Linked DNA regions of Homo sapiens: region 1 is linked to region 2. Evidence: chromatin contacts called from ENCODE Hi-C or POLR2A ChIA-PET data. All regions are on one chromosome and are shown on one strand. The core of a region is the stretch at or near the end of the contact, and the rest is flanking DNA. Distances in the headings are between cores, read along the strand shown. Region 1 has its middle 130 kb from the start of ZBTB20. Region 2 has its middle 110 kb from the start of GAP43.

Region 1 (4,061 bases), core at 374-2,873, 230 kb before region 2:
ATGACAACAATAGGGACCATGATCAGAATGAAGAAAGCAGCACACAGAAAGATACTGAGAAAGAAAAAACACAATGGGACAAGAATAAGAGCAGTAACAAGAGGAAGGCTGTTGTCCCTGGACAGGCAGAGCATCCCCTGCAGTACAACTACACTTTCTGGTACTCCAGGAGAACCCCTGTCTGTCCCACCAGCTCACAGAGTTATGAACAGAATATCAAACAGATTGGCACCTTTGCCTCTGTGGAGCAGTTCTGGAGGTTTTATAGCCACATGGTATGTCCAAAGGATCTGACAGGCCACAGTGACTTCGATCTCTTCAAAAAGGAATTAAACCCATGTGGGAGGATAATGCAAATAAAAATGGTGACAAGAGGATTATTTGGCTGCGGAAGGGCTTGATCTCCCATTGCTGGGAGAATCTCATTTTGGCCATGTTGGGGGAAAAGTTCATGGTTGGGGAGGAGATCTGTGGGGCTGTGGTCTCTCTTCACTGTCAAGAGGACATTATTTCAATATGGAAAAGACTGCCAGTGACCAAGCAACCACAACGTGAATCTGGGATACACTTTGGCGAGTGCTTAACCTATCTCCCAACACCATTATGAAATACAAAACTCACACCGACAGCATCAAAACGCCAGGCAGCCTGGGCTCCCAAAGGCTCCTTTATCAAAACCTCTGGAAGCTGCGGTTGAATGTGCCATGACCCTCTCCATCTCTGGATGGCACTATCCTTGAAGCTGGTGTCATTAGAGTCTCTTGTTCTGTTGGTATGCTACCTGGAAGATCCTTCTATCCTGGACAAGATAATTAAAAGAGCATTTTATGTTTTAAGAACAGGCTGACACACAGCAGCTACAGCAACAGCTGAGATTGCTCAATAAATGGTGCTAAATTTAAAAAAAAAAAAGAGAGAAGAAATGCAGAGTCACTTTGGTTGAAATGAATATAGAGGCTTCTGACTAAGCTTTCTTGGACTCCAGAGTTTTGGGGATCTGTATAAATCACATTTAGGAAACCACTAGATGATTTCTACAACTACTGATTGGCCTTACTGATTAAACTTGGTGCCTCAACTTTCCTTTAGTTGTTCCCACACCAAAACATTGTCCACATATTTCTACCCACTCCCTACTCCCTGCCGCCCACATGGATGCTCTGCTTTATCAAGAAACCAAGACATCCCTTTCAGAAGACTTTTTCATCCTTACAAATTTTAAATTCCCACAGTATTTGACTGTAGAACTTTCTGGCTCTAAATTCCATAGAGTAACTGAAGTTACTTGAAAATATACTTCCTATTTGACAAAACCTGCAACTAAGGGGCCTTAGAGTAATCTTGAAAAAAAATTACAAATATGTCAGCTAGGTTTTTGTATGATACTGTCTTTATCTTTAATGTGTTCTGTTTATTTTCTTAATTTTGAAAACCAAGGCCGTATTTTTAGATGCCTCTGGGCACATGTACCAAAATATCTCTGTAAATTCTGCACTCATGTTTCCCTGTTTTTTTTTTAAATGTCTGTTTCTTGTGAAAGCCTGTAAAGACTGTGAAGAACTTCCTTCACAAACAGGGTGCTGTTTCCTCACTACCCATTCTGGCCTAAAATCTCCCCATGCGGTCCTGCTGTGTACTTTGCAGTACTCTGGCTTCAGTCCTAGTCCTATACAGGAAATGTGTGAAATCCTTGCCTCAGTGGCAATATGAGTTCATTTCTTAGAAGCTAAGCCCCGTGCCAGTAATTCCCATTTATGATCCAGTGTCTTATTGTCCCATCTCCTTAGAGTGGGATTCAGATTCTTAAAGTATTTCCTGATTCTTACTACTTGTTCTTGCCACTGGACCCTCCACTGTCTTGAACTATATCAACTGTCCAGCTGATCTCCTAAACTTGATCCTTTCCCTGCCTGAACCCAGGATGCTTTCACAATTGCTTTTTCTTACCTTATCTAAGAACATCTCTATTTTTTCTACTGCAGTCTCATTTTGATGAGTCTTTCCTGTTCTACCCTATCCTTTTCCTGCCCCAAACCTAATTTGACCTCCTTTCCACACAGGGTTTTAAGAGATCAAGATACTGATGCAAATTTCAACATTAGCTTGCAAAATCTCAAAGGTTGCTTTTCTTATCCTGAAACTACCATCCTCCTTTCCCTGTTCCAAAGTCCTTCACAGTGATATGGGGTATTTTAATAAAAAAACAATATTTTCTTAAGCAGCATTAAATGAAATCCCACTTTCAGTACTACTGGTTCTTCTGTTTGCAAAGTTCTCTGTTCTGGTTTCCTTTCCTAAACCCTTTCTTTTGACTACTGCAAAAGTATAGACCAAAGAGGCAACCTAATAAAACAGCTAAGACAAGACTACTAGCTATTTTGCTAAATGTTTTCAAAATCTGATTTATTCTGCACAATATCCCTCTGAAAGAGATACTATTATTATCCACATTTTATAGGTGAGGAAACTCTGAATAAGTTGCCAAGGTCACCCAGCTAATACTTTTGAAACCAGGACTCAAATTTGAACCTTTCTGAATCCAAACCTCACTAAGCTCTATATCATCTCTGACATCAATCTACTACCAAATAGATGGTGACCTTGACTTACTTGCATTTTGAAAACACTTATATTCATTAGTGGTAGAAATATTTATAGACAAATCACTAACCAGAAGGAAATCTGAGAAAAAGAGAAGCATCAGAAAATAGTGTCAAGGGCACCAGTAAGTAGATAAGAGGCTAAGGTTTTAGTTTCAGTTCTTGGGCCAAAAGCTCTCAGGGCTTCTGTTATTTTATTTGTAAAATTAAACCGTTGACTAGATAGGTTCTTAGGATTTGTCTAAAAAATACAAGTATTTGCTTCCTGAGGGGACTAAAAAATTCAGACAGTGTGATCAGTCTCTGCAATTCAATGAGAGCTATAACAGCACTGTACATGAGTTAGGCTAGTAAGTAGAGGTTAATAATTCAAGTCCGTCCAGCTCACTTGTTTGTCCTGTCCTCTCGCTGTGTCAGGGCACCTGCTAAGGGAGTTAACTGAGAACCAGGCAAATGTGGGCAGCAGTGTTACTTCCTAGGACTAATATCACCAAAGTGGCAGATGAAATCATCCACTGAAGAGTCAAATGCATTCCAATCTCTCAGCATGGAAGAGTTGATTCAACCCAAACACACTGGGTTGGGCTCCTGTGGAAAAACAGGAGGTTAAGAGAAGTATCCATAGAAGCTGCTATATTTAAATGAAAGCATAAAAGTGCAAGATGGAAATCTGGAAAACATGTTGTAAAGATTCCTTGGAACACAGCTTGAAGGAAGAGCCCTGGCTGGATATTGTTGAGCAACAAGAGCAGCAGACAGACCATGATATGCAGTAATCAAGAATGAGGATGTCAAGACATCTGTTATTTTGTCTGCTTGGCTCTCCTTCCTTTTAGAATTTGCTTCTCTACTGCACCAAGTGATTCTGATGTGGCCGTCCCTCCTGCCACTGGTGTGGGCAAAAGACTCAAGATGGCCAATCAGAGTATCTCTTTCTCCAGGGCCCAGATACTGATTGTGTAGAGGGAGGTATGAGATCTAAGCAGGGTTTATCAGTACCCTTTGGGGGAAATTGCTATTGTTGCATGAAGAAAGAGAAGATCTTTTTCTGAGTTTATGAGCTGTAAAGATCATTGCAAGGAGGAAGAGAGTGATGGACTCCATTACTTGGAAAGAATAAGCCAACATGAAAGAAAAAAGGGCAAGAGTAGAACACGTGACTAAGAACATGTTTACGCACTTGGACTCAGATGTGTCTAAAACCAGAAAACACCCAAACTTTTCAAACAGATGAGCCAATATATACCTCTCCCACTTGTAGGATGGGTTTTTTTTTTTTTGAGATCTATTTACACGCAGTAAAATTTACTCCATTAAGGTGACTAGTCCTGTGAATTTTGATCAGTGCATAAAGTTTACATAACTACTACCTCAATCAAGACATGGGATACTTCTATCACCCCAGAAAGTTCCCTCACGCCCCTCTGTTATTTATCCCCTTCTCCTGCTCTATCCACTAGC
Region 2 (4,514 bases), core at 290-2,789:
TAATCCCCTGGAACTGTAAATATAGTATCTTTGATGGCAAATAGTACTTTGCAACTGTGATTAAATTAAGGATTTTGAGATGGAGAGATTATCCTTGGATTATCCAGGTGTGCCCTGTGTAATCACAAAGATCCTTTAAAGAAGGAGGCTGGAGGGTCAGGACCAGAGAAGGAAATGTGACAACAGAGGCTGGAGGGATGCTATTGCTGGTTTTGAAGAAGAAAGGGTGCTGTGAGCCAAGAAATGCCAGCAGCTCCCAAGAGCCAGAAAAGGCAAGAAACTGATTCTTATCTTAGAGCATCCAAAAGGAACACAGCACTGCAGACACCTTGGTTTTAGACCAGTGAGACTTCTGACATCCTTTCAGAACTGTGAGATAAAGATAAATTTGTGTTGTTTTCAGCCAAAAACTTTGTGATAATTTACTATAGCACCAACAGGAAACTAGTACAAGAATCTTTAATATGTGAAGCAAAAAAACTGTAAGGGACAGCAAGTAATATCTTTTCTCTACCCATCAAAGGGTCACAGCTGACACTCCTATAACGAAGACAGATTAACAAGAGAAAAGCATAACAAATTTATTTAACCAAAGTTTTATGTGGCATGGCAGGCATCATAAATGAAGACCCAAAGACCCCAGGGAAAACTGGGTATTTTTATGGACAGCCATACAGAAGTGTGATTGGAGAACAAAAACCTATGTTCTAGTGGTAATAAAATGGGGGGAATTCAGCAAGTCCTGTTTATTCAAATTCTTCTTTGCTTCCAGGAATAGGGCAAGACCCCTCTTCTGGAATGGGGCCTTATGATGTACTTTCAGAAGAATTTTTTTATGACCATGCTTGAGAGGAGAAAGATGGGAGAAGGTCAGAGGAGTGACCGCCAAAGAAGAATGAGGATGAGAAGGGAAAATAAAGACTCTCTTACTCTGGAGGTGCAGAGTTTTCTTCAAGACATTAGGTGTAAGGCTATGGACAGAATAACTATAAACCACCGTCTCATGCGCATCCTTGTCTATGAAATGGGGTTCATAACGCCACCTTCGTGAGGATAAAATGAGGTAACATGTAAAATGGCTAGGAAAAAAAGACGAGTGCAAAGGTGTGGTTCTCTTGCCCGTTTTAAGTGCTTTCAGGAAGAATGTTTTGCTGCATGCAGTCCAGGGCGTGGCAGCTGCTTCGTTGCAACTAAACACTGGAAACTGGCTCCCCCAAATAATCTCCACATTAAGCTGAGATCTGTTGAGTACATGAAAAATTGAGAGGAGGAAGACCCTGACCCTGGGGTGTCTTGGACTACTTCTCCTCTGAATGTTCCTAGGCTAAAACCAAACATTTTTAATAGATAATCTGTTCCCTTAGCCCCTTCTGTTTCTACCTCGTCGCGTGCCCTCTCTGCCTAAACGCTCTCTCCTCCTCCCCAGGTTCATATTAATAAGGAGAAGGTCTCCCCGCAGCTCCTCTGGACCGAGCCACACCTCTGCCTGGGAATCCTGGGCTGGGGCTGCAGAAGCCCGCTGCGCGCCTCCTGGTTTCTATGGAGACCCTGCTTGATGTCAATGGCGGCTCCGGAGCGCAGGGAAACCTAAGCGTTTGTATTTAAATGAGGGAAAGTGGGGGAAGGGGAAGTAAAAGAGGAAGGGAACAGAAGAGAGGATGGTAGAGGTGAGCGGGCGGGTGTTGAACTCTGGGGACTAGAAAAATCCAGCTGCGTTACTCAGTCATCTCATGCTCGCGGAGAAATCAGAGGAAGCAGCAGCGGGCAGAGGGGTGTTTATTTCTTGCGTGAGAAATATCCGACTTCTTTCTGACATCCGGGAGTAAGGGACAGGCAACTAGGAATCCCTTTTCATGTGGCTGGCCCCTGGCTGATAGTGCTGCTCGATTTCATTTCCAAGAAGAAAGGGAGAGTTCTCTCTTTGCCCAGAGACTCAAGTCTTAAAGATTCATTGCTGCTATGGGAGGGGCCACGCCTCTATCTTTCACTCTCGACCCTTTCCCCTGCAGCATAACTAAATAGAAGCTCTGGAAAGACGGATTCGAAAAGTTCTGGGGTCTGGATTAACTGCTGTTTATTGGCTGACACCCTAGCAAGAGGCTGGGGGAGGAGTAGGAGGAGGTTGGGCAGAATGTATGCTATGATTGAATTGCACGAGGGTTCAGATGACGTCAGCTTGAATAAAGGTCTGACCTAGTGAATGTTAAATGTGGCTGAGTGACTGAATCCTTGGAAGGGATCGATGGCAGAAACCTCCATGAAAGGACCATGCCACTTCTTTAAAATATTAAGCATGTGATTCTGCTGATCTCCCCTGCAACTCCCAGAGCGCTGGTGGAATCTTAGCTTTCTGCTATAATCACTTGAACATTACTTACTGCCCTAGATAACTGCGGGTCACGTGGAGTTTGCACCAAAAAAGGAAGTCTTTGAAAAAAAGAAAAAGCCATTAATCAAAGTGCCTGCTAATCTTACAAAGTGAAAGCAATTCAATTTAATAAACACTTTCAGAGGACTACTTCGAGCCAAGTGTATGCAAAATGAGTGAGATGTTCTTTGCCTTCAAGGTGCATACATTCTGGCTGGGGAGGCGGATATGTTCACAAATGACTCATGGTGCCTGGCAGCAGGTAATATATACCATGGGAACTCCAAGGAAGGTGAAATTAATTAGATACAAGGAGGAGGGGAAAGCAGTTTATATTAGTTGCCTCTGAGGTCTAGACTTTTATAATAGATGCAGAGGAGAGAAGCGCAGGGAAAAGTTCTGCAGGGGTAGAATAGAAAAAGTTTAACCCAAATGCCTATTCCATATAAAATTCCAGTTCTGTAAAATTGTCAAGTGACAGAGCAAGCTAATTTTCCTATTTTTTCCCTCTCTGATGACGTATTGCTATTGCTGCAACTTATAGGAAACTCTGGCTTGGCTTCTATTCCATTTTTACCACTTGCCTAACCCATTTTATTTTGATATTAGAGGTTCAAGCTTTAATGGTTTCATTTAAAAATAAACCCAGAAGGTAGAATTGTGAGAAAGAACGCTTTAAAATGTATTTGGGTTTAGGCTGAGTGAGAACCATAGGCATATGAAGGGCATTGAGATTATTTTGTAGTTGAGACAGGGCTGAAATAAAGAAGGTATTTGTGCCATTTGGGGCTCATTTTCAGAGTCATGGCACATAGGAATTAAGAGATGATTGGCAGCTCCATCACAAATGTTGGAGAAATTTTTGAAATATGTAACACTTATGGTCTGAACTTAGTGCGTGTTGCTCGGTCATGAACTATCAAGTTTTCATTAGAAAATTAGGAGATATTCAGGAATACATTAAAGGACACAGAAGCCAAAGGCTAAGTCTTGGCCTTTGGATGGAAGATATCAGGCAGAAATGAAATTAAAGGAGGGCAATTATTTCTAGAAAGGACAGGAAAAAGAAGCCACATGTGCTCAAACTAGTCATAGTTTCTGTGTCATTGAGATATTAGTTACGAAGGGCTTGTTTTCAAGGCCCTACTCTCAGTTGGCTGAGGAATATAGGTATAATAAAAAACATCTTCCCAGAGTTTTGGCAATGAAGCAGAATATTAGCAATTTTTAATGAAAAAGGGCAGAAAGCCAAGAGTCAAATTATTTTATTTTTATTGTTTCATTCTTCTCACATGGTTCACTGCAGAATCTTTGGACTCCTAATTTACTTTCTTTAATGCCATTCTGCCAAGTTTCTGGATAACTGAATATAATCCTCTAGCTTCTTTACTTCAAATAAACACCCATAGACATGTGGACACCTCAGTCATCTGAACACAGTCAAATGTATTTGCATGGTACATTTTTGTAATGATAGTCAATATGGCATGGCAATTCCTAGAAATGAGTTTAGTAATTTGAGGAGTGACCACTTGACATCACTAATAGCTTAAAGAAGAGACAGAAGGGATAAAATAAACACATAAAAAAGAAATTGAGTCATAAATAGTAGAAAAGATGGAGGGGGAAAAACAAGTAGTGAAACAAGACATTAAGGGGAAAAAAAGATATAGAACAGGACGTCTTAAGCCCTTGAAGAGGTTAGGATCCTTGTATTAGTCCATTCTCACACAGCTGTAAAGAAATACCTGAGACTGGGTAATTTATAAGGAAAAGAAGTTTAATTGGTTCATGGTTCCACAGGCTGTACAGGAGGTATAGCAGCTTCTGTTTCTGGATAGGCCTCAGGAAGCTTACAATCATGACTTAAGGCAAAGGGAGAGTGAGGCACTTCACCCAACCAGAGCAGAAGGAAGCAAGAGAGGTGGGGCAGGTGCCACACATTTTTAAACAACCAGATCTCAGGAGAACTCTCTCACTATGGCAACACGTACCAAGGCAGAAATCTGCTCCCATGAGCCAATTATCTCCCACCAGGCTCTACCTCTGACATTGGGGATTACAGCTCCACATTTGTAATTTCCTAGAGACTTGTTGATAGTTGTGACCCAAATGCTGATAGTGATATGGACAATGAAGTACAGGC

Evidence for each region. A loop is a pair of places that touch in the nucleus more often than their neighbours do. ChIA-PET counts read pairs that join two places held with the same protein, here RNA polymerase II (POLR2A).
Region 1: a loop to region 2 is called in a map of ascending aorta, with 2.3 times the contacts of the local background. The contact joins two enhancer-like sites. A Hi-C loop is called at or near these places in 1 of 168 maps with a recorded cell type or tissue (ascending aorta). POLR2A ChIA-PET finds 5 or more read pairs at or near these places in 2 of 52 experiments (H1 and WTC11).

The regions. Positions count from the first base shown.
Region 1 is chr3:115,279,153-115,283,213 of GRCh38, forward strand. It overlaps the pseudogene EIF4E2P2. Among named protein-coding and RNA genes, the nearest start is that of ZBTB20, 130 kb to the left of the region's middle. Within about 2 kb of position 1,624, at least 2 of the 41 ENCODE cell types and tissues checked have a DNase peak (open chromatin) inside an H3K27ac peak, as active enhancers do.
Region 2 is chr3:115,511,137-115,515,650 of GRCh38, forward strand. No RefSeq gene overlaps it. Among named protein-coding and RNA genes, the nearest start is that of GAP43, 110 kb to the right of the region's middle. Within about 2 kb of position 1,540, at least 9 of the 41 ENCODE cell types and tissues checked have a DNase peak (open chromatin) inside an H3K27ac peak, as active enhancers do.